Regions from separate parts of the Homo sapiens genome. Here region 1 is linked to region 2. Evidence: chromatin loops called from intact Hi-C (ENCODE). Cell type or tissue: Caco-2. All regions are shown on one strand. Each heading gives the region's core, and the rest is flanking DNA. Links, peaks and the distances in the headings are about the cores only.

Region 1 (16,191 bases), core at 4,697-12,696, 57 kb after region 2:
AATTTTTAATTTTTTTAGAGACAGGGTCTCACTCTGTTGCCCAGTCTGGAGTGCAGTGGTATCATCAAAGCTCACCACAGCCTGGAACTCCTGGGCTCAAGAGATCCTTCCGCCTCAGGCTCCCAAGTAGCTGAGACTATAGGTACATGTCACCACACCTGGCTAATTTTTTTAATTTTAATTTTTGTAGACGCAAGGTCTTGCTATGTTGCCCAAGCTTGTCTCGAACTTCTGGCCTCAAGCAACCCTCCCACTTTGGCCTCCCCAATTGCCTGGGATTACAGGCGTGCTCCACCATGCCTGGCCAGGATGATTTTTTTTAGATGAACAAGTGACATGCACCAAAATATACTAAGTCCAGACTTCAGGAATGTCATCTATGAGTTAAGTGGACTCTCGCTTCAACATAGCACTGGCTGCCCAAGGTTTTAATTTGTGGTTTCTTACTCTGTTGAGCCTAGTTTTCAGATGTCATAGATGCTGCAGAGTGGAAGTTAGCCAAGAAGGACTCTGTGAGCCTCCCTATCCACTCTCAAAGCAGTGCGTCCTTATCAATGCACCAGGTAGGTCTAACCTGACTTTAAAAAGCAGTTATTGGGCAAAACTGTGTTGTGGGGAGGAAAAGGAAGAGAAACTCAAAAGAAGTGTCTCTATTTTCTATTCTGAAAGCAAAAGAAATGCCACACCTTTGTTCTCCGCTAATCATATGAGGTCAACTGGACCTCCAAATCTCTCCCAAGGTCATTTTTAAATTATTGGTGTCCATTGGCCAACATCTCTGTCTCAAAATATGAAAGAGCACCACCTCAAAATCATGCTATAAACCCACAGGGCTTCACATTAAAAGTACCTACAAAAATGATTTTACAAAAGAATACAGAAATCACCTCCTTACTCATGAGTTTCCCACCACATGTAAACTGGGAATTACTATATGTAAACACATGTGTAATACCCATAAATCCAAAGAATATTAGTATATAGAGTAACTTAATAAGAATAACAAATACTGCCTTCTAGCAGATGATTAATGCATACAATTATTTTTAAAAACTGCACCAATAACCTCAAATCCCAGGTGGGAATGGGCCCCTAAGCTTTGCGGTGAGAGGAAGCCCACCCCACTGCGTAGCTACCCAACAGAAAGGAGAGGCCTCCTGGTTTGGAAATGTGAGACCAGGCAAAACTCTTTTGGAAGGAAATGATATTAGCTATGAAATTATTGACTAAACTGTTGCTTCTTAAATACTATTGAAGGAGAAATCAGAAAAATGAAAACATATGTTGATTCTTCGAGACCAACACACTCCGGCGAGACTGACATGATGGCTGCCTAAACCAAACTCACTTTTTCTCATCATGCTCACATGGCCCCATAAAGCAACAGACAGGAAAGCCAGCCCACCGGCCAACTGGAGTCATGGGTCAGATGGGCCATGACCTTGGTTTAGTAGCAGATTCTGTCCTGCAGTTGGTTATGGAGCCCCGCACGACCCCAGTTCTTGAACAGTTCTGAAAGTAGTCAAGGGCTACTTTCCCCCCATGGGTATGTCATGGGACTCGAACCCAGTGCTCTATCCTTAGCCTGCATCGTTTATAAAGCATTCCCTCAGTCATCGTCTCAGTCCTGAGGAAACTGACGGAGATCCCAGATGCCTGGCTGCCCTCGCGTTGGTCACCTGCTTGGCATCTTCGATGGTTTCTGCTCATTTCACTTGCTATCAATCAGGTTCTGAGAAGAGTTTCAAGAACATGCACCCTGATGGCCAGCCCAGACCCCATGGCCGTGACATGCCCCTCACTGCCTGGCCCAGGGTTTGTTAAAGATATAAGAAGCTGTTGGAACCAGCTGTGAATTTTAAATACAGGTACGAAGTGAGATTACCACAGGTAGCTTCTTAATGCTTTCTCTAAACCCATCCTTAAAACTCTTTAAACTTCCCTGTCTCTGTTTAAGCTATTTACTAAATGTCAAAACAGAGCCTAGTGCAAGAGCTCAAGAAAACTTTATCATGAACATCAGCTACTCTCTTAGTTTGGTTTGTTGCTTTGAAGATGAAAGTGAAGAGTGATGCCAGCGTCCTGTGTGTGAATGTCCCGTCCAGAACTTTACTGCACAGTAGAAGGGAACATGCAGAGTTACAGGCAATATCCAGTGCAGCTCATAGGAACACTGCAAAAAGGTGTCTTCTGGAGTCTTCTGGAGTCAGACATAGCAGCAAATAGCTCTTTAAATCCCCTCATGCCTCCTGAGGTTTCTACTCAGGTAGGAATATTTGCATAATAGGGCTTATCCAAGGGAACTTTAAAAATAGATGGATAGGCCGGGTGCAGTGGCTCACGCCTGTAATCCTAGCACTTTCGGAGGCCGTGGCGGGCAGATCACGAGGTCAGGAGATCGAGACCATCCTGGCTAACATGGTGAAACCCCGTCTCTACTAAAAAACTACAAAAAAATTAGCCGGGCATGGTGGTGGGCGCCTGTAGTCCCAGCTACTCGGGAGGCTGAGGCAGGAGAATGGCATGAACCCGGGAGGCAGAGCTTGCAGTGAGCCAAGATCCAGCCACTGCACTCCAGCCTGGGCGACAGAGCGAGACTCCATCTCAAAAAAAAAAAAAAAAAAAATACATGGATATAGAAGGCCCCCAATGTATGATGGTTCCAGGTATAACTTTTCAACATTACTGGTAGAAACCCGACTTCAAATACCTGTACAATCATTCTGTTTTTCACTTTCAGCACAGTATTGCAATAAATACATGAGACACTCAACACTTTATTATAAAACAGGCTTTGTGTTAGAAGATTTTGCCCAACTGTAGGCTAATGTAAGTATTCTGAGTATGTTTAAGGCAGGCGAGGCTGAGCTATGACATTCAGTAGGCTAAGTGTATTAAATGCATTTTTGACTTAATATAGTTTCAACTTACAATGGGTTTATCGGATGTAACCCCATGATAAGTCAAGGAGCATCTACACATACCGTATTTCACTGATTTTAAGATGCATGATGTCACATTTTAACATCTCTGAAATCAGGCTGCATGTTATGATCTATGGCATGTCATCATGTAATTGGCAGCATGTTTTACTTTCTCCTAATGGTGTACCTTTCAATCAATGGCAGAGCAGGTGAAATACGATTTGTCCATGGAAGCAGCTATACCCCGGCTGCTTATGTGACACAGGATTAAAAAGTGAGGAGAAGGACTTAATTATTTGTCTTCTTTATTTCCTACACACACAGCCTTAATATATGATAGTAGGCAAATTTATACATTTCACACAAATACTGCTGAATTTCCCCATTTCTTTTCAGAAAAGGAAAAGATATTTTGGTTAAAAAAAATATATATAAAGCATTTGTTCTGTCCCCTACAGTCAATGGCTCCTACTGGCACAAGGTCCTGTCTGCCATTCACAAGTTGTATGACCGGGGGCACGCCACCTACTCTCCCTGAGCTCTGAGTTTCTCAAGGGGAGGTGTGCCCTGACACTGAGTTGCTTTGAGCATCGGGAAACACTCAGCCCGTGGCTCTCAGCGGGCCTTCACTCATTCAGCTCACACGCTCTATCTCCTGCTTTCATTCAACTTCCACCCCTACCTCCATGCCCACCCCCCAACTAGAGGAATTTCCAGAAGTAATGCACAGAGTAAGCCTGCCCAGGCTGGCAAACTCCCCTGAACCTCCTCCTTTACAGAAAATGTGTTCTACCACCCCTAGAGCAGCAGGGATCAAATGAAACCCGGCCTTTGAAGGGGATGGCTTGAAAAAGGCAGCCAGGAAGGACAGGTCAGAGACCACCCACATTCCGGCAAGGGTTCCTGTCCTGTTAGATTCCATCTGCCAGTGACCCAGAGGACAGAGCCACACAGATTCAGTGCCATTTTTCACAACAGCCAGAACAGTGTGCTCTTTAGCTGAGCTAAAGGGGAAGAGGACAGAGGAGAAAAGAAACTGAAGGTGGCAGAGGAGTGGAGTAGAACTGATGAGTGGCAGGTTCAAATCCACCATAGACAAAGGCCACCTTCATGCATATGCTAGAATCTGACCTTGGATTTGCTTTAGGAAAACTGTAACAGGAAACCATACAGTTATTGTCCTTTACAACTTCTGTAGTCCTGGAAATATAAAACTCATGACTGTGAACTTATTAACTTATTAGAGTAATTATATATCCTAGCTAAATTGGGGCCTTGGCTTTGATGGACAGAGGTCATTTGTCCAAACAAGTGACTCCGAAGCCTCATGTTCACAAAACGCCAGTTTGGGAAACTCCTACATTTACCCTTCATTAATCTGACCAACTCCCAGACCCTCTCCTGGTGGAAAATTGTTAAGTTTCTGTAAAGGAGATGCTGCAGGCACACTGCTGCTGACCTGAAACCACCAGGGAAGTTCTAAAAACCACAGATGCCTGGGTCACCACCCCCAGGGTCTGATGTAGGGGCCAGGGTGTAGCTTGGGCAGCAGGATTCTTAAAAGCTCCGCAGGGATGCTACCGTGCAGCCAGGGCCTGGCATCACCAGCTAAAGGGCTTGATCCCAGGCACGCACTGTACAATCTTTCACCACCTCAGTAAAAGTGACGGCACAAGAAACCACTTGTCAAAACCTGCTCCTGGCACTGCCGCCCTCTAATCTTCCCACAGAGAAGGGCCCAAACATCTAGAGTCACTTAAAAGGGTGTTTTGCAAAAGGTTGAGAGCAAAGGTGAACATGGGTATCACCTTCTACCCATCTCATCAATCAGCTAGAAAATGCAGGGTACCCTTCAGAAAATACATAATGAGCCAAGCTGGAGACTTCACGGGGATGGCTCCGGAGCAGGGTGTGACCTGAGACAGTAAGAAGGGAGACAAGAGAGTTTTCCTAAGGTGCTAGAACAAACCTTGTGCAGCCAACCCACAATCTTGTCAAACAAATCCTTCAAGACAGTTGAAATCCTTCAACACAAAGTACTCAGGGTCAAGCGATGACTCTTCCCTCCAAAGCTTCAACGGAGTTGGAGGAGGAAAAGAGTTCTTGATTGCCACAAATTGGGGAGGGGGGGTGCTACCAGCATCTAGTGGGCAGAGGCTAGGAACACCGTTAAGCATCCTGCAGTCCACAGGATAGTCCCCACAACGAAGCAGGACCCAGTCTAAAACGACAGCAGAGAAACCCTGCTCCAAGCAGATTACTCAAGTGATTCCTCTAGCAACCCTCACCTGTAATGTTTCCACGAGGGTTAGATGACAACTGGGCCTTATTACTTAGGTGACCCTGTGAGTAACCTCGTTTACAAATAAGTTCAAAATAATGTTTATGGCTCTTTCTCAAGGGAAGATAAAAACGACATATCCAAACCCAAACCAAGATTCCTACACATGAGAACCCTTGGAAACAAACAAGAAACTCTGAGTGTTACTTCAAGATTGAAAAGTAAAAACGGCCTGGCCAAGCCCCACCACTGACCCAGCCAGCTGGCCGGCCCACTCCCACCTGCGAGGACGCTCCTGTAGCCTCCTCAGTGCCAATGCTTGAGGTTCTCAATCATTAACAGGATACTAACGGCCAAGCACAGTGGCTCACGCCTGTAATCCCAGCACTTTGAGAGGCCGAGGTGGGTGGATCACTTGAAGTCAGGAGTTCAAGACCAGCCTGGCCAACATGGTGAAACCCCATCTCTACTAAAAATACAAAAATTAGCCAGGTGTGGTGGCAGGCATCTGTAATCTCAGCTACCGGGAAGGCCAAGGCAGGAGAATCGCTTGAACCCAGGAGGCAAAGGTTGCAGTGAGGCAAGATCACGCCACTTCACTCCAGCCTGAGCGACAGAGACTCCCTCTCAAAAACAAACAAACAAACAAACAAAAAATGAGGCCGACACAGATACAGACAGGCACTTGTGAAAAACCATATCATCTTCAAATTTTAATGTTTCCTATAGTTTACAGAAACAATACATGGAGGATTTTTCAGCAGTGATTTTGTTTCTCTCATTTATGAAAAAAAGCTTTACTAATGCCCATGAATAAACACAGAAGATCAAACACTCCCCGGCCTCGTCTCACCTCAGCCCCCGAGGTGGTCTGACAGTCCCGAGGGCTGCCCTGCGCCCTGGCTCCCAGGCACTGCGTCCTCAGCTCTCACCTTCCTCCCCCCTGCCAGGAGAGATGAGCCACGTGTGATGCGAAAACAACTGGCAACGGTCTACCCGCAACTGTTGAGTGCTAAACAGTACACAGATAGATGTCTGATCAATGAACACGGCTTTGCCTGGGCAACCAGAGCACATCCGCACCCAAAGATGAACAGTGTCTACGTTCAAATGCCAACTGCCTGATGAATGCCCTCCCCATTTCCTGCTCCCCTTGTCCCAGGAACACTGCTGAAGGTCACACGAAAGCATATCTACGATGCAAGGAACAAACACACACCTAACTGCCCCCACCCCCAACATTCTTTCAGGGGAGAATAACCACCCTGTACAAACAGCCATGGGGAGCGGCACCCTGCCAGCACCTGGGGTCCATCCTCTCTCTGGGGCTTATTCTCAGGTCAGAATTCAAGTGCTGCCTGATTACCTGCCCAACAGGGAGACATTCAGTTGGGCTGTGTAACTATGTATGGGTGACTCGGCGTCTTTTCAATGCGAATGATTTTTTATTACCAGGGAGAAAAAAACAACACAACTTGCTTATTTGGCTCATAATCATACCATTTCAACGTACGATGGCTCACTTGAGTCTGAGCAACACCAAGAAACAGCACTCAGGCCGTAGAGAATCCTATGGAGTATTTTCTAAGCATTTCTATTTCTCTGACTCTTGATTCTGCACTTGAAGATAAAAGTTACCTAAATTAGCCAAACACGGCAGCTCACCCCTGTAATCCCAAAACTTTGGGAAACTGAGGTGGGAGGATTGTTTGAGCTCAGGAGTTTGAGACTAGCCTGGGCAACATGATGAGACCCAGTCTCTACTAAAAAATAAATAAATAAATAAATTTAAAAAATCAAAAAAATTAGCCGGGTGTGGTGGCACACGCCTGTAGTCTCAGCTACTCGGGAGGGTGAGGCAGGAAGATCCCTTGAGCCCAAGAGGTCAAGGCTGCAGTGAGCCATGATCCCTGGGCAACAGAGCGAGACCCTGTCTCAAAAAAAATGAAGATTAAAAGAATAAAGTTACCTAAATTATATTACATCAATAACATGACTTGTAGCATATAAATTCAACAGACCCCAAGAGAATCAAATACAAATTTTGAGGCGGGACACAGTGGCTCACGCCTGTAATCCCAGCACTTTGGGAGGCTGAGACAGGTGGATCACTTGAGGTTAGGAGTTCAAGACCAGCCTGGACAACATAATGAAACCCCGTCTCTACTGAAAATACAAAAATTAGCCAGGTGTGGTGGTGCACACCTGTAATCCCAGCTACTCAGGAGACTGAGGCAGGAGAATCACTTGAACCTGGGAGGCAGAGGTTGCAGTGAGCTGAGATCACACCACTGCACTCCAGCCTGGGTGACAGGGTGGGACTCTGTCTCAAAAAAAAATTTTTTTTTTGAGAAGAGCAGTAGTTTCTATTTTTCCCATAGCACAGACAATGCTACAAATTTGATGCAGTTTACTGCCTAGTGAAAGTCTAAATTATTCAGAAATATGTGCTGTCTATATTTTAATTATTATTTTTTTTCTTGAGACGAAGTCTCGCTCTTGCCCCCCAGGCTGGAGTGCGATGACGCGATCTTGGCTCACTGCAACCTCTGCCTCCCAGGTTCAAGCGATTCTCTTGCCTCGGCCTCCTGAGTAGCTGGGATTACAGACGCCTGCCACCATGCCTGGCTAATTTTTGTATTTTTAGTACAGACGGGGTTTCACCATGTTGGCTAGGCTGGTCTTGAACTCCTGACCTCAGGTGATCTGCCCGCCTCGGCCTCCTAAAGTACTGGGATTAGAGGCATGAACCATCGTGCCCAGCCTATTTTAATTATCATTATTATTATTTTTTACTTTTTTATCTTTTTTTGAGATGGAGTCTTGCTCTGTCGCCCAGGCTGGAGTGCAGTGGCACAATCTTGGCTCACTGCAAGCTCTGACTCCCGGGTTCACGCCATTCTCCTGCCTCAGCCTCCCGAGTAGCTATGACTACAGGCGCCCGCCACCACGGCCGGCTAATTTTTTGTATTTTTAGTAGAGATGGGGTTTCACCGTGTTAGCCAGGATGGTCTTGATCTCCTGACCTCGTGATCCGCCCACCTCGGCCTCCCCAAAGTGCTGGGAAAACAGACGTGAGCCACCGCACCCAGCCAATTATTTTTAAGAAAAGCAGCAAGCACAGTGTCTGTTTCACTACAAGTCAGAGGTTCCATTCTAACGTGTAGGTAAAATGCTGAAACGCCCTGCACATTATCAGAGATTCCCATCTTCCAAGAAAGGCTGTCTTAGAGAAGGAGAGAAATAGATGGATCTTCAATCTCTCAGGAAGTCTGCAAAGTAATGTTCACACAGCATCGCTGCGTCCAAGGTAGCCATCCCAAGGGTGCCATAATCTGCCCTAAAAGGTCCCCCGGAGCCTGCAGTGCTGTGGGCGAGACTGCACAGGAAATAAAAAGAAGGCAGCTGTACAGCGCACAGGGGACAAGCCGGCGTTGTCCAAGCCCAGCGAGGAGCCTGGCTGACGTTCAGGAAGTTGATGAACAGAAGCGGCTTCGCTTATCACTAACCAAACAGGCCAATTTCATGACTCACAGTCATTGTCAAAAAACTTGACCTACAGTGGAATTACTGGCCTTTATTAACTATCCTTAGGTAATGATATAAAGAATCAGAAATTCCTCAGCAAGAGATTTTTAAATAATGTTTTGGCTCTTTCTCAAGGGAAAAATAAAGATGATAAAACCTTCACCCATGGAACAAATATTTATCCAGCGTTTCATAAGGACGGGGCTGTGTAGAGAGACACAGACATACCAAAAGGCAAAGAGGTGAGTGGGCCAAAATGCCATTGAGGGATCAAATGGGATTCGGATCTGCTGGCTGGCACGGACTCCGCACCAAGAAAGCACTTTCAGGACATATATAGCTAAGTGATCAAGGCTGGGTGGCTCTGGCAGAGATCAATGGAACAGAGCAGAGAACCCAGAAACAGACCCAAACACATGTGCCCAACTGATTTTTGACAACAATGCAAAAGTAATTCGATGGAGGAAAGGTGGCCTTTTCAACAGACGGTGCCAGAGTAACTGGGTGTTCACAGGCCAAAAAAATGAAGCTTGACCTAAGTTTCATAGCATATACAAAAATTAATTCAAAATGGATCACAGACATACATGTGCAATGTAAAACAATAAAACTTTCCAAAAAATACATAGGAGAAAATATTCAGGATGTAGGGTTAGGCACAGAGCTTTTAAAATTGATACCACAAAAGGAATCATTCTTAAATTGGGCTTCATAAACTAAAAACTTTTGCCCTGAGAAAACCTTGTAAGAGGATGAGAAGACAAGCTACGGAGTAAGAGAAAATATTTGCAAACCATATATATATATATATATATATATATATATATATATATATATATATATATATATATATATTTGTCTTCTTGGGAAGCCAAAGTGAGAGGATCACTTGAGTCCAGGAGTTTGAGACAGCCTGAGCAACACTGTGAGACCTCATCTCTACAAAAGATTTTCTACAGTCAGCTGGGTGCGGTGGCGTATAACTCTAGTCCTAGTTACTCAGAAGGCTGAGGCAGAGGATCCCTTGAGCCCCAGAGTTCAAGGTGGCAGTACATCACGAGTATACCACTGTACTCCAATCTGGGTGACAGAGGGAGACCCTGTCTCTAAAAAAATTTTAATTAATTAACTTAATGTACAAAGAACTCTCAAAACTCAACAATGAAAAAAAATATATAACAGGCAGGCCTTAAGCCTGTAATCCCAGCACTTTGGGAGGCTAAGGCAGGAGGATCCCTTGAGGCCAGGAGTTTGAGACCAGACTGAGCAAAATGGCAAAACCCTGTCTCTCCAAAAAATACGGAAATTAGCTGGGCATGTGGCACTAGCCTAGCTACTCGGGGCCGGGGGTGGGGGTGGAAAGTGCTTAGGCGAGAGGACTGCTTGAGCCCAAGGAGGTCCAGGCTGCCTTGAGCTGTGATCACACCACTGGACTCCAGCCTGGGAGACAGCAAGACCTTGTCTCAAAAAACAGTACAATAAGCAAGCAATCCAGCTGGGCGTGGTGGCTCACATCTATAATCCCAGCACTTTGGGAGGCTGAGGTGGGTGGATCACCTGAGGTCAGGAGTTTGAGACCAGCCTGGCCAACATGGTGAAACCCTTGTTTCTTCTAAAACAAAAAGAAAAAGCTGGGCATGGTGGCGTGCACCTGTAATCCCAGCTACTCGGGAGGCTGCGGCAGGAGAATCGCTTGAACTCGGGAGGCGGAGGTTGCAGCGAGCCGAGATCAATCACGCCACTGCACTCCAGCCTGGGCGACAGAGCGAGACTCCGTCTCAAAAAAAAAAAAAAAAAAAAAAAAAAAAGAATGGACAACATAAGAAGGCCCCACATGGGACTAGCAGAAGTTTTAGAAAGAATACAGGTGATGAAAGGAAATACAATTCAGAGAAAATTTCACTATCGAACACTATTCGGAGTGAGAATTCTCCAGATTTCATGACAGACTTAATCAGACTGACGGTGAATGCTGAGCAAAATAAGAATAAATCTAGATAAAGTGGACTGAAACTATAGAATACCAAACACAAAAAGAAAAGTATAAGAGTCATCAGGAAGACAGATTAGCTTCAAAAATAAAAATTATGCTGACAGCAGACCTCTCTACAGCAAAATGAGCCAAAAGATAATAAAATATTATCTTCAAAGTGTTGGAATTCCACACCCAACTAAATAGATTTCAAGACAATATGAAATGAAAGCAATACTGCTAACTGAAAAAAACTGCTGAAGGATGTATTAAAAGATCAGCAAGAAGGAAACTGAACTCAGAGAAGTAACACTCAAGAAGCAATGATAAGTAAACAAATAGGCAATTAAATTAACTGTAAATTAATCTAAACAAGCATTAGCTATTAAATAAGTTTTTAAAAGGTCATTTTAAAAAGATGAAACTAAAATGATACTAAAACATATGAAAGACAAGATTTGATTAAAGTTGAAGCTTTCTAAGATGGCTGTATTCTTCAGGAGGAGAATACAGCTAATGATTAGTTTTAAACTTCAATTCAAACATGCATGTTAAACATGTGAGTGATCATTAAAATCACAGAAATAGAATGTATAACTTCCCAACTAAGACACAGAATTAAAAACTCAAAGAGAAGTCAAAGAAAGAGAGAGAGAGAGAGGGAGGGAGGGAGGGAAGCAGGGAGAGAGAGAGAGAGAGAGAGAAGGAGCAAGCAGGGAAAATAAAGAACATAAAATGCAATGACAGAAATAAACTCAAACCATCAGTAGCCACAATGCTTATATATGCATTAAATTTATCAGTTTAAAAAAGAGAGAGTCTCAGATCCCATTTTTAAAAAATGTAGCTACATTCTGTTCAGAAGAAATACACTGAAAACATAATGACATAGAAAAATGAAACTAAAGAAACCATAGAAAAGCTATCCCAGGCCATGCAAAGGACATGAACAGACATTTCTCAATTGAAGACATGTACCTGGTCAAGAAACATGAAGAAATGCTCCACATCACTAATCATCAGAGAAATGCAAATTAAAACCACAATGAGATATCATCAAACACCGGTCAGAATGGCTGTTATTAAAACATCAAAAAACAGCAGATGTTGGCATGGATATGGAGAAAAAGGAACTCTTATACACTGTTAGTAGGAATGTAAATTAGTACAGCTCTATGGAAAACAGTATAGGGAATTCTCAAAGTAGTAAAAATAGAACTACCATTCAACCCAGCAATCTCATTAATGTGCATCTACCCAAAAGAAATTATATTAAAAAAATACCTACACTCATGTGTTTATTGAAGCAATATGCACAATAGCAAAATCATGGAATCAACCTAAGTATCCATCAATAGACGATTAGATAAAGAAAGTGTGGTATATATACACCATGGAATACTACGCAGCAATAAAAAAGAATGAAACCCTGTCTTTCGCAGCAACATGGATGGAGCTGGAGGCCATTATCCTAAGTCAAATAACTCAGACACAGAAAATCCAATACTGCATGTTCTCACTTACAATTGAGAGCTAAACAATGGGTAAACATAGACACAAAGATGTAAATAATAGACACTGGGGAGTCCTTAAGCGGGGAGAATGGGCGGGATGGTGGTGAGGGTTTAAACAAATTATCTACTGAGTACAGTCACCGTTCGGGTGGTGGGTGCACTAGAAGCCCAAACCTCACTATTATGCAAGATACTCATGCAGCAAACCTGCACACATGCCTCCGAATCTAAAATTTAAAGAAATTTTAAAAAGAATTACCAAAACCCTGGGGTTCAAACCACCACCATCTCTCTCAAGGATTTACTGGAGAAGCCTCCTAACTTGCCTCCTCCACTCTCCCCCTTATTATGGACTGAACGTTTATGCCCTCCCCCAAATTCATATGTGGAAGCCCTGACCCTCAGCGTGATGTTCTATGGAGGTGGGGCCTTGGCCCCATGATGGGGTTAATATCTTTATGAAAAGAGGAAGAAACACCAGAACATTGCTTGTTGCGCGCGCGCATGCGCACTCGCTCTCTCTCGCTCGCTCTTGCGCGCGCGCGCGCTCTCTCTCTCTCTCTCTCTCTCCTCTTATTCTCACCCTCATGCTCTCTGCCATGTGAAAACACAGCAAGAAGGCAGCTATCTGTAAGCAGGGAAGAGGGCTCTCGCCAGGAACCAAATTGACTAGCATTTTGATTTTCGACTTCCCAGCCTCCAGAACTGTCAGAAATAAATGTCTGTTGTTTAAGACAAAAAAAAAAAAAAAAAAAAGAAAAAAAGAAAAAAAAGCTATCCCAAGCCAATACTACCCAAAAGAAATTTGGTATAGATGATGAAAGCAGATAAAAAAGAATTTACAGCAAAAAGCAATACATTAGAATAAAGAGGTCATTACCAACTGATAAAGGGAATAACTCATCACAAGGAAGAGTCCTAAATCTGTTTTCACTTAAAAATACGGTATCAAGACCAGGCGCGGTGGCTCACGCCTGTAATCCCAGCACTTTGGGAGGCCGAGGCGGGCAGATCACGAGGTCTGGAGATTGAGACCATCCTGGCTAACATGGTGAAACCCTGTCTCTACTAAATATGCAAAAAAAATTAGCCGGGCGTGGTGGCGGGTGCCTGTAGTCCCAGCTGCTCCGGAGGCTGAGGCAGGAGAATGGCGTGAACCCGGGAGGCAGAGCTTGCAGTGAGCCGAGATCGTGCCACTGCACTCCAGCCTGGGCGACAGAGAGAGACTCCATCTCAAAAAAAAAAAAAAAAAGAAAAAAAAAAAAAGAAAATGGCACCAAAATACATAACGCAAAGTTTGACAAATTACAAGAATAAAATTAAAATGCGCAATTATAATGGGACCAAAAGCTATAAAGGATATAGAAAATTTGAATACAGCGAACAAATGAGTCAATACATTTTTCCAAATTGCAACAACACACTAATGAACTATAAATCAATCTTATAACCACCATTAAAAAATTTTTTTAGCTGAATGGAAAATAACAGAGTGTACCCCAAATGACAAAGTTAAGCATTACTTTGTTAAACCTTTGTGTATTTGTAAAACCTTTGTATAGTTGTATATTGAGTGATGATGCCCTTTTTGCTGTGGGTTACAATTGAAGTCTTCAATCTAACAGATTTAAATCAAAGTCTGCACCCCAAAACACATTCGTCTCAAGCACACAGGAATCATTACAAAATCTGATGATTTACTATGCACAAAAGAAGTCTCAACCAAACCCAGGGAATCTATGTCATTTTCTGAGCTTGAGGAAAGGCAGCCGCAAGAAGTCGTCTCTTAGTTGGTTCCCTCGGACTCTTTTCAATAACCTGAGCTCACTGGAATGATCTAGAACATGTATATAGTCCCGTATAAGTGCTGGCTAACCTGGCTAGTTGTTATTTGTGTCTAGCACGTAATAGAACTCTAAAAATTGGGGGTAGAATGAAATACTGTTCAGTGAAAGAATTAGGGCTATCTTTAAGAAGTGGAAACTAAGCTAAGGTTAACCATTTTCTACTTTTTGAGAGATTCCACTATAGGTAGAGTTGAATACTAGAAGAAATATATCAGAAAAAAAAAAAAAGATGAAAATTGTTTGAGTTTTGTACAAGCAGAGGGCGTGTGGGTGCCTAGGGTCACAGACTCCAAGAGTGAATAGGCACAGGATGCCAGCAAGCAAGCTGGCTAGTGGGAAGGGATAATTCTAGCCAGATCAGCCCTTTTTTTAATCAATAGAGAAAGTAACTTTTAAAAGATACACCTCTAGTAGTTCAAAAAGAATCAGAGCACACAGTCCTAGTCATCATTCTAAACTGCTCTCCCATTTCAGGCCAACGTTTACAGCCCTGGAGTGGGAAACCCAACAGGGAGCCGGGGATGGGTTAGGGGGTAATAGGCTGCTGTGTCATGCAAAAGAGTTAAGACAAGCCAAGGCAAGTCTGCCTGTTTAAGCAGAGTGACATGTTCAGAATTTTGGCATGTAGAGAAAACAAAAGGAAAGGACTAGAAATCGTGTACACATTCAACGTGTATGGTCAGCCTACACTTTCAGCTCTCAAATACTCGTCTGAGGTGGGGGACTGGTAAAAGTACGGATAGAGTGGAGAAAGAAAAATGTTTTTATTTTGTTTTGTTTTTTTAAGATGGAGTTTTGCTCTTGTTGCCCAAGTTGGAGTGCAATGGCGCGATCTCGGCTCACTGCAACCTCTGCCTCCTGGGTTCAAGCAATTCTCCTGCCTCAGCCTCCCGAGTAGCTGGGATTACAGGTGTGCGCCACCACGCCTGGCTAATTTTTTGTATTTTTAGTAGAAACAGGATTTCATCATGTTAGCCAGGCTGGTCTCGAACTCCTAACCTCAGGTGATCCACCCACCTCGGCCTCCCAAAGTGCTGAGGTTAAAATTCACGTAACAGAAAACAAACCATTTTCAAGTGCACAGCTCAGTGGCACTGAGTACATTCTCGTGTTGTGCAGCCACCACCTCTATCTCGCTCTAAAACATTTTCATCACCCCAAAAGGAAACCGCCTACCCATTAAGCAGTTGGTCCCGCTTCTCCCCTCTCCCCAGCCCCAGGAAACCATGAATCTGTTTTCCGTCTATATGAATTTATCTACTCTGGATATTTCTTATCAATGGAATCGAACAGTATGTCTGGCTTCTGTTACTTAGCAGATTTTCAAGGTTCATCCATGTCCTATCAGGTATCAGTGAGAAAGAAATGTCTAAAGCCTGCAAAAGCCGAACCTACAGCACTGAGCAAGTGGCTGAAGAAGGGAGAAGAGGGTTAAGGGTAACACCATCATCGGCCTTGGGGACTGAAAGGACTCAGAGACCGTTTCACAAATAGGAGACAGAGAAGGTGCAGGGTGGGGCAAGGGGCGATGAGTTTGTTCTGAACAGAGTCTAAAGTGCTAGGAAAAACTCATACTGGAGATGTCCACTAAGCAGCTGAAAACAGTCTAGGGCTTCAGAGAGAAGGGAGTGGTGGCTCCAGAGAGAAGGCATGGAGATGCTGTCTCACGGACCCCTGAGGCCGAGGGGACACACACACACCTGCGACAACTGCTGCTGCTCAGACACACACAACACATGAACTGTCCTTGCCTTTTTCAGGAGGTCACACATCCATTTACAAAACTCCAGAGGTGAACAACAAAAAGTGAGGCGCACAATAGAAAAAATATTATCCTCACCCCAGAGCAAAGCTCAGCCTGTTTGTACTGGCTTTTGCAAAAAGAACCCATTCACAAAGATAGCAGCTGGCATTTTCCAATAAATATTTCCTCCACCACCTTTGAACCTTGTATCATGAGATACCATCGTTCTCTGCTTCCAGTTTAATCTACCAGCATCTAACGCTCCTGGGACTCCTGTCGGTTCTATGATTCATTTAGAAGTTTGGTGTAAATATGCGGTCCCACCACCCTGAATGCAACTCTGGAAGTAAAATACTTATTTCATTCCAATGGAACAATTCC
Region 2 (16,191 bases), core at 1,645-9,644:
AGCTTCACCCACCACCATAACCACAAACCAGACTGAGAGAAGGAAGTCAAAGTACACCAGAGGTGTCCTTGCTCCCACAGTGGCTTCTGGACGCCGGGATGGTCAGAGCCGACTATGACCGAGGCAAGCATGACCACCTATTACACGTCAGCCTCTTGGATTCCTTCTCTAAGTCATGGGGTCTTTCTGTGTTGCATAATTAATTTTTTCATATGCTTTCTTATTAGAGTTTTTCCTTCTCAACCGAGGGTGTCTTTATCAAGGTGGTCTGACACCGATGCTCAGGGCAATAGGGTGGGGGTTCATCAATGAGCAGAGATGCACGGCTTCAGGCCTCCCAACGGCACATGTTGTCTACAGGGAATCGCACAAAGATGTACTTACTACGTTTAAAGACAGGTGGTGGAATCTGTATCATGATTTTTATTGGTAAAGTCTACCTTTTATGTTCTAATGCCATGATAGAGGAGTCAGGCACATGAAATGTGCTTTTTAGAGATGGAAACACTCTTATGCTAAAAATCTCAGGCATCATCGAAATGTAAGCATGACATTTTACCCACTGGATTATGCTACTTGAAGACAGGTGATTTATACAACTGGGAATTAGAGTAGATTGTTGCAATAAAATACGTGCGGTTTCACTGGTTCATTCTGAGTCCCTTTAACTTATCTACTACTTCTCCCTGAGGATACTGTTTGTTCTTCCTAATCGGTACCTGGGTAGTCAAGAGTGAAGATCATACCCAAGAACAGAAAATGCAAAAAATAAAAGAGCAGAGCACCTCCCTTAGTACTGGGGATATGAGAAAGGGGTATTAAGGAAAGAAGAACGGAGACAGAAAATCAGACACTGGGGATTCACCAAGTTCAGCATAAAACTTTGAAAGCTAGAGATTTAAACATCTTATTTTCAAAAAACTCAGTAATTTCTGACAGCATTAAATGCTTCTTTGATTTGCTAGTTGTTTGAGACTACTATAGTCTCTTATACATATTCAGCATTGTTTGGGGTTCTCTGAAAAGATGCATTTCCCTACATGTTGAATTGACCTCAATGACTAATTTTGCATTTCCAAAAGGTCTATTATTTAGAAAATGTGTGGTCTTTTATGATGGTGACATACTCTTCTCCTGTTTGCTTGCCTTTAATAGCTGTGTAGGCACTTATCTGATAGCGTCCATCTGATAATTCTATTACCTGCAGTCTTAGGGTTGAATCCTGCTATTTGCCGTGTCTGCCAACTTGTGTCCCTGTTGGACGTTACTGGCTTGTGTGACTTCATCTCCCAGGGGCACTTATCTATGGATCTAGTATGGATTTGGGTGGAGGATGTGCCTCCAGATTGGTTTCCTGTTTGGTGGAGCTAGCAACATAACATAAATCCCTTTCTTTGGGGATTCCCGGACCAAACTGGTAACATCAATTCAAAGCCTGACCTTGGGTGAGGCCAGCTTCAGTCCTCCCACTCCTGATCCAGAGGCTCATGCTGGGGAAACAAGTATCAGTGCTGCCTCCCTGCTCCCTGCCCTGGGGCCAGCAGGCAGATGCTTCTCTTGTTCATTCATTTCCTTTCTTTCCCTGCAATGTTGGGCCCAGGCCCCATCTCCTGTTCCCTTGGAGCTGCTGAAACCCAAGGCTCCCAGTTACCAGTTCTGGCAACAATCTCCCTAATCCACCCACCCAAGGGCCACAGAGACCACTCTGGTTCTCAGTTCTTTGTTTGCTTGTTTTTTGAGACAGGGTCTCGCTCTGTCGCCCAGGCTGGAGTGCAGTGGCGTGACGTCGGCTCACTGCAACCTCCACCTCCCAGGTTCAAGCGATTCTCCTGCCTCAGCCTCCCGAGCAGCTGGGATTATAGGTACCCACCATGACACCCAGCTAATTTTTGTATTTTTAGTAGAGATAGGGTTTCACCATGTTGGTCAGGCTGGTCTCGAACTCCTGACCTCAAGTGATCTGCCTGCCTCAGCCTCCCAAAGTGCTGAGATTACAGGCGTGAGCCACCGTGCCTGGCCTTCTGGGTCTCAAATCTAAAATCAATTCCAACTCTTGAAGATTCCCCTAAATTTCCTGGGAATTCAGCGATGTATTTAAGAGGATACTTTCTATTTTATGCAGTGTTTTATTCAATATTTATTGAGCACCTCCAGTGCTAGGCATCATCTAAAGCGTGGGGGATACAGCAGTAAACACAGCGGCCACATCTGCCCTTGGGGCTTCCCTCCTCTCTCAGGTGTTCCGTGCAGGACTGTTTCCAGGTCACCTAGGCTGCTCTCCTGCCAGCTTTACTTTCCAGCTACACATTACTCTATAAACTCAAAATGTAAAAATCCTTCTTATTTAATGCATTAGGTGCTAGCCAAAAGCTTTATTAGGTGTAAAAACAGACATCCTAATCAAGCTTATTGTTTAAGAAAAGCAAAGATCTATTAGTTTAGTTTCTATACATTGCATGAACTATTTAGTTTGGTTTTAATTTTAATAAATAATATATATGTTAAGAAGCCATTTTTATCTGAAACAATATATGAAGCTCATACTTCAGTGTCATTGGATTTAAAACGTGCTCTTCTGTTTGAACCACACCTTTGAAGAGTCACAGAAAGGGAGGTCCTTGAGCCAGTTCACTGGGGAAGTCGGACTCACCTACGATGGCTCCAGTGTTGTCTCTGGAGACTGCTGCCTGCCCAACAGCAGACAGGTTTAGATCCTCCTGATTATCAGAAGTTTCATTTTCCTTTATTGTCCATTTTTGCTAATGCAATATTAAAACTCCCACGGACAACTGCCCCTAGCTGGGATGCCAACGTCACTCCAATGTTACAAAAAACAACATACAAAACGTGCTATGGCAAAAGGTTCAGCCTAGAATTACTCTACTGCCACACAACTGCATACAACCACATACATTTGGAGAAAAGTTTCACATGACACATAAATGTCTTCTAAAAAAATAAATATTTCCCTTTACCACCCAATCCCCAAAGGTTTGATTCTAAAAAAAACCCTTTTTTTGTTCACTTACCTAGGATTCTGATTATACATCAAATTCATCTTGATCTCCCTATTAAAGCAGCTTATCTAAACCACCACCACCCTCACTTGTTTCCGAGGCTGCTGAGACACTAGTCTTGACAATTGTAACCATTCTCCCCACGTCAGTGTTCCGGAACTCCCGTCCATGTCTTCCCCAATAGAGCTGCATCCCACACTGATTGACAAAGGCTAACTTCCCTACCTCCAGAGAAAGTGGCTTACAAATTACTTCCCACACTTAAGAAGATAACTTCACAATCTCAAACACAAACAGAAAAGGAAGGCTTTTCATGGCCATCACTAGAGTGCCTAGCAATGCTACTCCTCTATTAGGACAATTCCATCACCATGACCATGGCTTCATTTTCTGGAGGGTTCCATTTTGTCCTGGCCAGTTTTGCAACCACTTATTTCAAAAGCAGTACATGAGGCCAACACATGAGTGCAAATACTTGGCATAAAACCCCACGTAACTTCCTTGTGGCTGGCATTTCACAGCTGAGGCACGTGGGATTGTGAGTGCTTTGTGTGCTTCCTTGATTGAAGGATAAAAGCAGGCACTGAGGAGAAGAGCTCTTTGAGATTTCTGACCCAGAAACTCAATCCTCTGGGCACAGGCCTGGTCTCCTTTATACCTGAAATCTGACCAGCGTCCGTGCATGGCTACTTCTCATTCAGGACTATTTTTAAGGTGCCTCGCACATTCCAAACCATTCTACACACCACTCTCTCTTAACAAATGTGATTGTCTCACATTTGATGGGAACCCCAGGGAGTGAAGTCAGGGAAGAGTCCAGTGCACAGTGTGAGCATCTCGCTAATATCTCCTGAGAAGAGCAGGCAGCAGAAACACTCGTCCTGAAGTGTTTTTTTAGCAGTTCATTTTTGCGTGGTTGCATTGATGTGTCAGTGGGTGTCCGTGGGTTCTGACTTCAGTTTGCTCTGGCTGTGGCTGTTTATAAGAATGCCGGCCTTGGAGAGGCCGCCCCTTTCCCAGGTTTAGTGAATGGTGGTGTCTGAGCAGCAGGGCTCCTCCACTGCCCAGATTTGCAATCTGCTAACATGTGTCATGTGTAAGAATGCACTTCTTTTTCTCCTCTTTAGCGTTACAACTGCTGCTGCTGGTACAACTATGAGTAGTAGTCACAGTTTTGGTCGGGCCAAAATGCCTCAATCTTTCAAAATAATCACTTATCTTCTTTCCTCTTTCCTCAAATATAAAAATCCATAAGGCAGAAGACACAGAGGCATTTTGTAAGTGCAGCTTGAGGAACAAATCCTTTTTCTGCTTAAATTTGGAAAAGTTTCTTCTTTGATGTCGCTGATACTAGGTGTGCTATTGGGCCCCCTCCCACACCCCTGAGGAGCTACGGGCAGAGAGCTAAAGGGGATCCACACAGGTAGAGTCGTGGTTGGCCTGAGGGCAAAATCCGTGGTTATTTCAAGGGAAATGTAGAAGGGAGCAAAGAAAGCTGCCGGCAGGACCTCCAGCTCCAGCCCTGCCTCAGTCTGCATGAAGGTGTCCATGTTGTCTTTCCCCCAGTTAGTCCGGCGGGGTCTGTGTGAGTCTCTGGCCGGGCTGCTGGGCTGACTTATGGGAGCTTTGTGTACTGTTTCCATTAGAGCCTCATGGGAAAGCAATTGTTGGCAGCAAATTCAGGGATATTCTCATTAAAAGGCTTTTAAGAGTTCTGCCCCCAGAATTATCCATTGTACAATTCTTTAACACAATGTCATATTCAAAGACCAAACTAACAAGGCTGTCAGAGTGACATTCACACCAGGGACAGGGCGGCCTCTCCCGACCCAGGCTCTGCGACAGATCCACATCCAGCTTCTCTAATAAAAGGAAGCACTGTGGAGATTCAAAGTGGCTCCAGAACATGCCTTATTAAAAAATAAAATAAAATAGGATGTGTTTGCAGCATAATTGAGTTTTCTTTTCTGTGTGAAATGTCTTTGTGAATAAAAAACATCAGAATGAGGGATGTTTGCTTAAAACTCCTGATTCATACTGCTTCCCCTTCTAGGAAATGACGCTCCCTAGACCTGGCCTTTCACTATGGAGATTTTTAGCTCTCTTGTTAAAATATAGAAAATTAAAAGAAACTAGATGGATGTTTTTAAAAGGTGCCATTCCATGGCAAGACAGCGGCTGTACAATTAGTCGTTAGAGTGACTCTTTAGAAACACACCCAGGGGTCAGTGCAGAGCCGTCCCACTACTGCAGATCAGGCCCCTCCGGGGATGTGCTGGGGAGCGGGGGCTGCAGCTGGCTGGAGGCTGTTCTAGACCCAGTTCTGCCACCAACCAGGAGGAGGGCTTACTGGCAAGCCGCTTCACTTCTCAGGCCTCACTTTTCTCATCCGCAGAATGAGAGACTTCATCTGAAGACCTGCTGTTCCCTTCTGAGCTGCATTGTTTGGAGATCCTGTGCTGTCACATGGCACCAGCTCACTCTGCTAATCTACTTCTTGTGAAGCTTTATTGCTCCTCAGTATTTGGTTTGCTTCAACTAAGTATGCTTCTCTCTCCCAAATCACTCCCAGTTTCTGAAGCTATGCGATGCATTCATGATGGTGACAACTTATCACTGCTCCAGGTTACACAATAAGGACCTAGGAAGAATCCAGGAGGAGAGCTCTCTGACACAGGCTCTAACTGCACACAGCTATGTGTGACACACCTTGAAGGACGGAACACTCGGGAAGGGAGACGCACTTCCTGTAAAACCAGCCATCAAAGGGAAGGGGGCCGCCCTGTGTAGCCGGAGCTGTGGTTCCAGAAACAGCCCATGGCAAAGAAGAAAGAGCTACAGTGGGAAGGGAAAACTGGGCCCCTGACTAGGCGGGCTGTGACACGCTTTCCCCCTTGACAGTCCCCAATGGCAAGACATTGCATTCTCTATTATTCATACTTTACACTGACACAGCATTTGGACTTTTAAAGGTGCTTCCTCATTCAACAGCTCCTCGGGGATCCCCTCTTTCTGTCCCGGGTCGGGTGACCCGCATCTAAGAGCTTTCACTCTTCCAGGCTGCTGACAACACTTCCAACCATGGTCTCTGTGGTGGCTGAAGCCTTGTGTATACCGGGTTACTGTGGTGACAGACACTGCTAGGGGTGCCCACAGGTCAGGAGCGAGCCTCCCTGATTCTACCAACCTGCCAGCAGTGTCACTCGAGACCGTGGGATGGTCACATGAGACACAGGCAACAAAGAGCTGAAAAGGGGAACTCTAAGGAGAGTTTCCTCCAGAGCAGGGAAGCCCGTGCTGGGTTTTCATCCCTTCTTTCTCTGCGACTGGACAAGAAGCCACTGCGCACTCACCAATCAGCCTACTTCCAGGTGCTCCCGGTCTGCGGAAACAGGAGGTGGACAGTGCCTACAGTGAGCTGTCCCTCTGTCTGACGAGCACAGCAGTTCACCGCAGGCACCTGCGCACACCTGCCTGTCCCAGTGCCACAAAATGGGTTTGCTGTCAAGTGAGTTCCACCTAGTTCCACCTCCTCCTGCCATGTTCCCTCAGGGCCTCGTCCGGGACAGAAAACGTCACACAGCCAGCCACACAGAAAAAGGAGGGGGAGGGCGGGGGGGGGGGATTGCTTGCCCACGCTGACCTCCAGGCTGAAGCAGGTCTGGCCTCCCAGCCCGTGGCTCCCGGTGTCCCCGTCTGCGCGGCGGTGCAGCTCCCGCGCGGCTCGGAGGCGCAGGCTCTCCCGCTCGTCCCCTCGGGCCGGCCCGAGCTGCCACTCCAGCTGCTCTTTCAGTCTGGACTGTTAGGTGCACGGGAGGAATTTGTTGTTGTTGTTCTTTAAAATTTTAAACAAAAAAACAAACAAACAAAGGACAAGGGTGGAGGCAGGGAGGGGGGATAAAGAAAACAAAAATGGACAAGGGAGACGACTGAGAAAACGACCAAAGAACAGCACGAACAGAAACACAGGCTTAAAGACAGTGGTGTAAGAAAGTGAAGAAAACAGACCCAAGATGAGGATGAGCAAAGGGGCGGGTGGACACATCTGAAAAGCAAAAAGAGAAAGTGGGGGTGCAAAACACTGGTTACGGGGCACATGCGATGGCGATGCGTGAATCCAGAACTCAACCGCAAGCACGCTACCCGTGAAGGAAACGGAAAACGAGGCTCTTCCTTCCTTACTTGTGGGTCGAGCAGCCAAAGCCACAGTCCAGGGCGGCAGCTGGGCCATGCACCCAGGCGAGGCTAGGACAGCAGTCCTCGGAGACCCTCCGCGCCCTCCCCAGCGGCGGCAGGGCGGCAGGAGCCAGCAGAGCTTTTCCACCAAAACCATCCTTCTCAGCACCGTGCTCCTCGCCCGCTTTGGCTGATCCTCCAGTGGGAGTGGGGGCCTGGGCTGCCTAGGGCCTTGGACTGCACTGTGTCCCTTGAAACACACCCAGGAAGGGACGTGCTCGTTAGCGAGTCTGCTAATTATCCTGACTGTGACATGCGTTTGTCTTAGCCTCCTCACGGCTTCTTCAGCGGGTGGCTGGTTGGTTGAGATACCAAGAGAGGAGCAAGGCCGGCATGCGTCGAGCCCTATCGCTTCCACTGGGCTCAGCCTCGTGTCTGGGAGGGCCTCTAAACCATGAGCCGCGGCGCAGTTAAAAATAAGACAGGAGAAAGGAAAAAGAAACAAGGCAATACAAGAGAACTTAAAAAAAAAAAAAACAAAAAAAACGGAGCCCAACCAAGAGAGAGGATCCGGTTGCCCCGGAGGCTTTAGTACAATGCAGGTTTGAAATCATAACCAAGCAGCCGTGAGCAGCGTGAGCCCGAGTGCAGCAATGCCAGCGAGAAGGAGGAAGAGCAAGGCGGAGCAGGGAGGCGAAGCCACGAGCCCCCTTACCTGCAAGTCTGGGCCCAGCTCCTTCCCCAGGTTCCCGATGGGGGAGTCCCGGGACACGGAAGTCACAGTGGAGAGGAAGCTAGAGGACTCTGTGAGGTGGGGCAAGGGGGATAGGCCATCCCCAATGCGGTTCACCTGCTCCAGGAAGGCCTGCAGCTCTTTCTTGAAAGCCTTCATCTTGGCGTTGATGGTCCCCAGCAGCTGGGGCTCCTGCTGGTCCCCCTCACCCTGCTCCTCTTCGCCCTGGAGGCCAGGCCCCGGTAAGGGCGCACCACCCCGCAGCCCCGCATCATGGAGGAAGCTGTCGGTGTCCGTGATGAGGCGCTCCACCGTCCGCTCTAGCCGCTGGGCCTCGTGTTTTAGGGTCACTAGGTACTCAGAGTCCTCCCGGGCCTTCAGGAGCTCCGTGGGGCATGGCTCGCTGGCCTCCGATGGCTTCCCGCTCCCGAAGCCCGACGTCTTCTCAAACATTTCCTCCGAGTCACTCTCCCCGCCAACAGGCCCTTCCCGCTTGGGCTGGGGCAGGCGGCTCTCCTCCCCATCACTCTCCTTCTTGCCCGCATCACTCTCGGCATCGCTGTCCCGGGGACTGGGGGCACGCAGCCCCAGGTGGGCTGCCAGGTCGCAGCGCTGGATGTTGGACAGCAGCGCGTGGTTCTCGTGCTGCAGTTTGAGCACCTTGCCGCTGAGCTCGCTGATCTGCAGCCTGGCTGACTTCAGCTCCTCCTGCAGGGGGGCCCCACCCCCGGCACCAGGACTTGCACCCTCTCCTAGCCAGCCCGGCTCCCGGGGAGGCTCAAACTTAAACTTGCTGAGCTCGTGGGTCAGTTGCCGGTTGTGGTCTTCGATCTCGGAGATGGACCTCCGGAGCAACTCCGCTTCCTCTTCTACAAACTGCAGGTGGCGGCGGAGCTCAGTGGAGGACTCCAGGGAGTCACCGAAGGGTGAGGTAGGAATGCTGGGTGCGTGGTCCCGACCCGGGCCCTCCCGCTCCTGCTGGCCCCGCATGTCCTCCATCTCTGCCTTGAGGCCACGGTTCTCCACCTCCAGCTCCACGATCTTCCGGCCCAAGATGTTGGCTTCCTCCTCCACCAGCTTTAGCCGCAGCTTCAGCTCGGCCTCCCGGGTGCTGGGGGGCCCGCCTGCTTCCCCCGTGGGCAGGGGACTGTCCACATCCCCATAGAGGGACTTGTACTTCTGGAGCTCCTGCTCCAGCTCGTCCTTCTCCCTTCCTAGCTTGGCCATCTTTTTGCGCATCAGGAAGGCTTCCTCTTTGGCAAACTGGAGCTGGCACCTCAAATCGGCACTGTCATCCTGCCAGGAGAGAACAGCCCGGGAGAAGGGTTATTTGAAAATACCAAATGTTCGTGTTTTTCATGATTCCCCTCACACCTCGCCCCCAATGCACACAAACATCAAACACCGATCTTCCCATCGGTGCCGCTGAGTTACATAGAGAAACAGCCAAGACAAAGCAGAGGTGGGCCCAGGGGCTTTGTGGAGGGGGCCTGTGAAAGGCCTACAGTTTGTTGCTTTGCCACAGAAGCAAAAGAAACAAAAAAAAATTAGTTTGGAAAAAAAAAAGTGCACGTGGAAACCATCATACAAGTTATGGGCAAAGAAGGGAAAACGAAATGAGGCCCAAAACCCAGCGGGAATGCGCAACCCCTCCTTGCTCTCTGGATCCCACCTGGTTACTCACCAGCACCAGTGAGAGACAGCAGGACCCCTCACCAAGGCCTGGTGCAGGCAGACAGGGTTCCACCCTGCTGCACTCACCACCTCCAACGTGCAGACCTCCCTCTTTCAAAGTGGCCCACAATCCACAAGGTCTGACCAGGATGGGGAAGTCAGGCCACCCCAAATGAGAGCTCAGCTTTCCCCTGGTTTCCTAAGGTACCTGAGACAGGGCAATTCGCTTCTCCCCATCCCGGTCTCCCCAGCCCTAATGTCCCACAAGAATGACATGACAAAAACATGAGGTATGAGCATGAAGGTGTTTGGAAGTCCAGGCACGTACTGAGTCAGTACCGAGCTCTGGGTACACACTGGGTACTGCAGACCCAGACACCTGAGCTCCTTGCAGCCTCTTGCCATGCAAGTGCAACTTCAGAGCCTTTACTTACGTTCCTTTCCCTTTAGTTGCTATAACACAGCAGGAAATTAAACCCAGAGACCCAAGGCAAGGAGGTAAGTGTTGGATAGAGTCAAGTGTATCAAAACCTAAGAAGTGTCCTCATAGGGCTTCCAGAGGGTTCTGGAGGATCCTCAAAAGCTGACTCTGCTGTTCACAGCCTGCAATGCTTGGCTGAGGTCAAAACGGCACTTTTTGGGTCCAGTGGAAAGTCAACGCTGCTTTGCAGGGCTGGTCTCCTTGTTTTGAAGCCAGATGAACTCCCCGTTTTGGTTTTGCAAAAACGTTTTACTGTTCACATTCAGCAGATGGGAAAAATAACCGATTTCACGAATCACTCCTCTTTGATCGGCCATCAAAAGTTTCAAAAGGCTTCAGCAAAGGTTTCCCCCATCACACAGAGAAACTGTCAACAACAGCACTGCGGGAGTCAAATCCCACAGCCCTCGTGGAGGAAAAGGCTTCAAACTGCTCTCCAGGCCTGTCGCCCCTTCTGTGGAACAAGTCAGCCCCCGGGGGAGAATTAACTCCTTCGGATCGTCACGTGTGCTCACAATGCAGCTTTTACACTCAGAGAGCATGGCTCGTTCTCTGCCGCAGTCTGGTCGCACACTCATCATTTGGCAGAAAGAGAAATGCCTCCCTCGGCGCCTCCCAACTTTCCTCCTTCCACTCTACCTGGTCCCTCCTTGCTCACCACAAACCCCATGGAAAGGGGGAAAACGATATGACCAGGAAGGCTCAGCCCAACACCTACGACCAAGTGTGCAGCCACTGCCACAGGGAAAGCTTGCCCTGGCGCTATCTGTGCGTCCTCGGGAGGATGACACGCCCACTGTCATCTCTTAGCTGAGGACAAAACCAGGCCTGCTGGACTTGGGGTCAAACATGCTGCCCGGAGTCCTAGCTTTGCCCCTCCTACTGTCTAAGGGACCTGGGCTCATCACAGAGCCCCGGTGAACCTGTCTCTTTGTATCTAAAGCAGGAATGCTCACTTAACCACAACGTCGTTGTGAGGGTCAAATGAAATAATGGTCTGTATATGATAAATCATAAACCTAAAAAGTGTATTTATTATATATAAACTGGTTTGTGTATGATAAATCACCATGCTCTAGCTCCCTGAAATTAATTTTCTTATTTGTCTGAAACACAATTAGTATTGGGTAAAGGAGCCGGTAAAGAGTCTTTTTCCTTCTTTGCACGTTAGGAGAATAACATATAAATGTCACATGGTCTTTGAGTTCTGAGAACTTATCACATGAAGGATTTGGTTGGGTTTGGGTTAGGTAGACATAAAAAGCAATCCTGTGACTAACTTGAAGTAAGGCTGTCTGCCCTACTCACAACTACTGAGGCAAATGGGCTATGCTATCATCGCTGCTGGGGTAATGACGTATTTTTTGAAAGAACCTACACAGAATACATGGGCTGTAAAAGGCATACGTTGTGTTTAATACTAATACTAGAGGAAAAGCATGCTCGTTTATCTGTTCATTCATTCTTTTTTTTTTTTTTTTTTTTTTTTTTGAGATGGAGTCTTGCTCTGGAGTCTGCACTCTGGCTGGACTGCAATGGCGCAATCTTGGCTCACTGTAACCGCTGCCTCCTAGGTTCAAGCAATTCTCCTGCCCCCTGCCTCTGCCTCCCGAGTAGCTGGGACTACAGGAGTGTGCCACCATGCCCAGCTAATTTTTGTATTTTTGGTAGAGATGAGGTTTCGCTATGTTGGCCAGGCTGGTCTCAAACTCCTGACCTCAGATGATCCACCACCTCAGCCTCCCAAAGTGCTGGGATTACAGGTATGAGCCACCACACCTGGCCTTGTTCATTCATTCTTTCAGGAAATATTTATTAAGTACCTAGTATGTACCAGAAGTTGGCATGTTACTTTTAAACAACCCCAGCTTCTTAGAACTTTCAAAAGTACAGCAAACACAAGCACCTTTTCAATTTTTGTTAAACACAGATTTGTAAGAAATCCAAATACATAGACAGGTCTTTGTTGTTCCCATGAAGGAATGGAGTTTAAGCTAAAATATCTATCAATGGAAATGGATTGTAAACACTTAAAAGCTTGGGACCAGAAAACAGGGGAGTGCCCTCAGCCCCATTGTTAACTTGAGAGCCAGTGTCTGTCCATTGTCAAAAATCATCTAAATGATCCCATCTCCACCTCTAAAGCAGAGAAATCCACAGCAGCAGAGATCACAGAGGGCAGCATTGTCCAGCTGCAAGGAAACTCAGCCCCACTCTCCACCCTTCTTGAGCCTGGGGCTCGAGACTGGGCTGGACAAGGTGGGGGCAGGGCCGCCTGCTGTGACCAGCATCCGTGGAAACTTGCAGCTGGTGAGGCCTTGATGTGGTGGAGCCAGTCCAGGAGGTGCAGGCGAGGGGCAGAGTTGCCTGCATGGTGCGGGAAGCTTTTGGCTCAAACAGGCGTGTGGACCAGGGACTCAGGCAGTCCCACTCTGCCTGGTCCCTCCTTGTTCACCACAAACCCCACGGAAGGGGAAAAATGATATGACAAGGAAGGCTCAGGGTAATACGACCAACCCCTGGGGGTCTTCCCCAACAAGTTGAAGTGAAAAATTGGGGAAGGAGGTAAGATCTCTGAAGGGTCCTGAAACACGCTGGAGGTTATACGTGCTTATCTGCACCCCCTCATGCAGGCAGAAGGTCCCCATAGAGCCCTCAAATCACCTTGATTTCTGGAAACCTTCAACCTCACACCATCACCCTCTGTCCACCATCCACTACAAATCTATCATAGAACAATTCTCCTCCGTCTCCATGAACCTAAACCCAGGTCAGTTAAAGCAGCAAGATCCTATGACATACTCTAACAAGGGTCAATTTGTAGATTACCTGAGGATTGATAAAATGTCCAAAACGTCTTCTCGTTCCTTAAAGAAAAAAGCTGTCAGCATGACAGCATGCTGTCATTTCTACTTAACAACCACACATGCACTATGAGGCCTGCCACCAAGACTAAAGCAGGGTTTGAAAGAAAGACTGTCCTGGAAGCCATGGGAGAGTGTATATTAAATGAAGGAGTCAGACGTCTTCCGTGAGGTCGAGGCAGCTGGAGCAGGGCCCGCTGCACCTGCCGGGTGTTGTGTACAGGAGAGGGGCGGCCTGAGGGAAGCTGAGCTCGGCCTGTTCTGAGTAGGGGAAGCCACTCCTTCTCATAAGATGTGGAATCACAGCTTCAGCTCAGGCAGCGGGAGGCTGGATGCCCATCTTATCTTGTAACCGTAGACTTCTTAAAACTCTGCCAAGAGTCTAGCGGAGGCGGGGGTTCAAGGCCGAGTCTAAACTGAAGCATATCATTTCTGGTTTCGAGAGATCATTGGATAGCCCCAGGAATGTGGTATGAAAGTAGGTCAAGTCCAACTTTCCATATGACACACGATTCCTGTTGCAGGCAGAGGGCAGGCATGGCCAGGAGGGGAGACACCCAGGGGCCCACCACCATCACCACCAGCGGGAAAGGCCTTGTCAAGCAACAGAAATATATCGCTCTCTGTATATATTCTTTGGCTTGCAAGTCAGCCGTCCAGCCAGCACCCTGAGCGGGTGACTGCCCACGTGCCTACCTTGCGCCGGGGCGCCAGCTTCCTTTGGGTTTTGGTTGCGGGCCTGCAGTTCCCAGGGCGCTCCATTCCACCATTCTGCTGAACAGAAACTCCTTCCTCAATAATCCCACCGGCTGGGTGGGCGGCTCAACGCATCCCAGGTACCAGGGTTTCTGACACGCGCCCAAGGAGCAGCAGCTCCTGTTCCTGGCCTGTTTTACCCTCAGGGCGAATGCAACTCCATGCTGTTCATTTCACAATGGGGCAGAATTTCCCCTTTTAAGGAAAAGATCTTCCCTGGGCAAGAGCCAGTCAACTGAAAACACTCTCAGCCCAGAAGAGTATAAGCACCCAGCAACGGGATGGCAGACTTTAATTTCCCTGTTATTAATGGATTCCAAAATGAGACTGGGAGGTTGGGGAGGGTGGAAGGGAACAGTTGAGCTTTCTGCTGCTGCAGGGGCCTGCCCCCCCTTGAATGATGCCCTGGGGATCAGTGAGTTTGGAGAATGGAGAAACCCAGGGGATCCTTCAGAGGGGAATTCACAGGGACAGGGCTGCAGGAGGTCGGTGGAGGTTGCTGAGCTCTTAGTTACCCCGACTCATTGTGTCTCTCTAATTACTACTTGCTCTCAGAGTGCAGTGAGCTGATATCCCAATAACACCTTTGTTCTCTCCACCACCTAATGCTAGCAGCAATTTAAAAACAGAATCCAGTAAAACAGCTTTACAGAAAAGCTAAGAAAGTTTTGAAGAATACATACTGTGCATCTAGAAAAGGCTGAGAATATTTTACCTTCAATTAGGACCATTCAAGATATCGTTCAGCTTGCACATTTAAAAAACAACAACATTCAAAACAATGTCTTATGAATGACTCGACACCACAGTGGCTGTTTCATTTCACTGTGTGGATGACTTTGAAGGTCAAAACACTTTTTACCATTTATAAGTACTGTCAGGCCCCCAAACTACACTTAATTCTGTTTTACACAAAGCCAGTTCTTTTTCCTGAAGAAATCACCAGCTTGTCAGCGTGAGGGAGAAACAAGAGGGAGGAGCTGTGGGTTTGCAAAGAAAATGTTCACACTGTGGAGGTTAGGAATGAGTCCACGTGTTTGGGCAGGTAATGTTTCTTTGGATGTTTTAAAGGCAAAGCTAACACTTACTGAAAAACATTCAAAATGAGTTGACTTCACTTATAGGAGATGTAACATTAGAATGAAAACCTCTGCTTACCTGGTTAAAGGTTTTCTTCTCCTTGTACATTTCCCGAGTGCTTCTTCTTTTTAGGGAACTCTGAAATAGATCCAAGTGACATTCTGTGACCAAGGGCTCACACGTGATAGCCAGCATTAGCAAACATCGTCCCCATGGGTGGGGACACACACACTGAACGGAGGCTGTTTCCCACCAGAATCAAGAAACAACTTGTGTAAATTTGTTTCTTGCTTTAGAATCAAGAAGCATCAATGTGTAAATGCAGTTGGAGAAGTTAGATGAGGTCTCTGAATCTTAAGATTCTTAAAATCCTAATTATTGTATTTGGGGTATTCCTTAAGTGTTCAGTTTAATGAAAAAGGAGAGTGGCTGGGATAACTTTAACAGTGCAGAGAAGGCAAGAAGAAGAGGAGAAAGGCAGGAAGTTTGGGAAACAGATAACTCATATTTCTGGAGCTGGTTCACGTTCCAAATCATGTTTTGTTTGGGCTAATGTGAGAATTAATTGGTGTTTCCTGGCCAGGTGCAGTGGCTCATGCCTATAATCCCAATGCTTTGGGATACCAAGGCGGGAGGATCACTTGGGGCCAGGAGTTTGAGACCAGCCTGAACAACAGAGTAATAAGACCTTGTCTCCACAAAAAAGAATTTTGTTGTTGTTGTTTTTTATTTGAGATGGAGTCTCACTACTTTGTCACCCAGGCTAGCGTGCAGTGGTGTGATCTCAGCTCACTGCAAGTTCCACCTCCCGGGTTCATGCCATTCTCTTGCCTCAGCCTCCCAAGTAGCTGGGACTATAGGCACCTGCCACCACGCCTGGCTAATTTTTTTTGTATTTTTAGTAGAGACGGGGTTTCACCGTGTTAGCCAGGATGGTCTCAATCTCCTGACGTCGTGATCCACCTGCCTCAGCCTCCCAAAGTGCTGGGATTGCAGGCGTGAGCCACCACGCCCAGCCACACAAAAAATAATTTTTAAAAACTTAGCTGGGTGTGGAGTCATGTGCCTGTAGTCTCAGCTACTAGGGCGACTGAGGCGGGAAGATTGTTTGAGTCCAGGAGTTCGAGGCTGCAATGAGCTATGATCAGGCCTATAGCCATGTACTTTAGCCTGGGCAACAGAGCAAGACCTTGTCTCAAAATAAATAAATAAATAAATAAATAAATAAATAAATAAATAAATAAATAACTAGTGTTTCCTGAGTGGCCAGATAAAAAGTGGTGTGAAGGAAGAGAAGGGCGGCCCTTGTTTACAGAGAAAACCTAACTAGGTTTTGAAATTCTCAGGAAACCCACTCCAACTCATGGCTAAACCTCTATCTTAAAGATCTTACAAAGCTCATAACTTATT

The links. Peaks named below come from ENCODE experiments on the same cell type or tissue, not always from the same donor. Only the 100,000 strongest peaks of a DNase experiment are listed, where the experiment ranks them.
Region 1: a loop joins it to region 2, with 2.4 times the contacts of the local background. A loop is called at or near these places in 6 of 110 quality-filtered maps.

Annotation. Positions count from the first base shown.
Region 1 is chr18:8,723,071-8,739,261 of GRCh38, reverse strand. The region is part of intron 3 of MTCL1 (microtubule crosslinking factor 1); the gene reads right to left. Among named protein-coding and RNA genes, the nearest start is that of GACAT2, 24 kb to the right of the region's middle. RefSeq lists enhancers at 8,557-8,851, 14,319-14,902. In Caco-2, for the core only: no CTCF peak of the experiment used is centred there; DNase peaks (open chromatin) are centred at 6,491 and 8,661.
Region 2 is chr18:8,776,561-8,792,751 of GRCh38, reverse strand. It overlaps MTCL1 (microtubule crosslinking factor 1), which reads right to left. Exons shown (of 15, transcript NM_001395333.1): 4 at 14,860-14,919; 5 at 7,909-9,222; 6 at 6,661-6,816. Among named protein-coding and RNA genes, the nearest start is that of GACAT2, 77 kb to the right of the region's middle. RefSeq lists an enhancer at 1,718-2,241. In Caco-2, for the core only: no CTCF peak of the experiment used is centred there; a DNase peak (open chromatin) is centred at 5,741; H3K27me3 peaks cover 115 bases.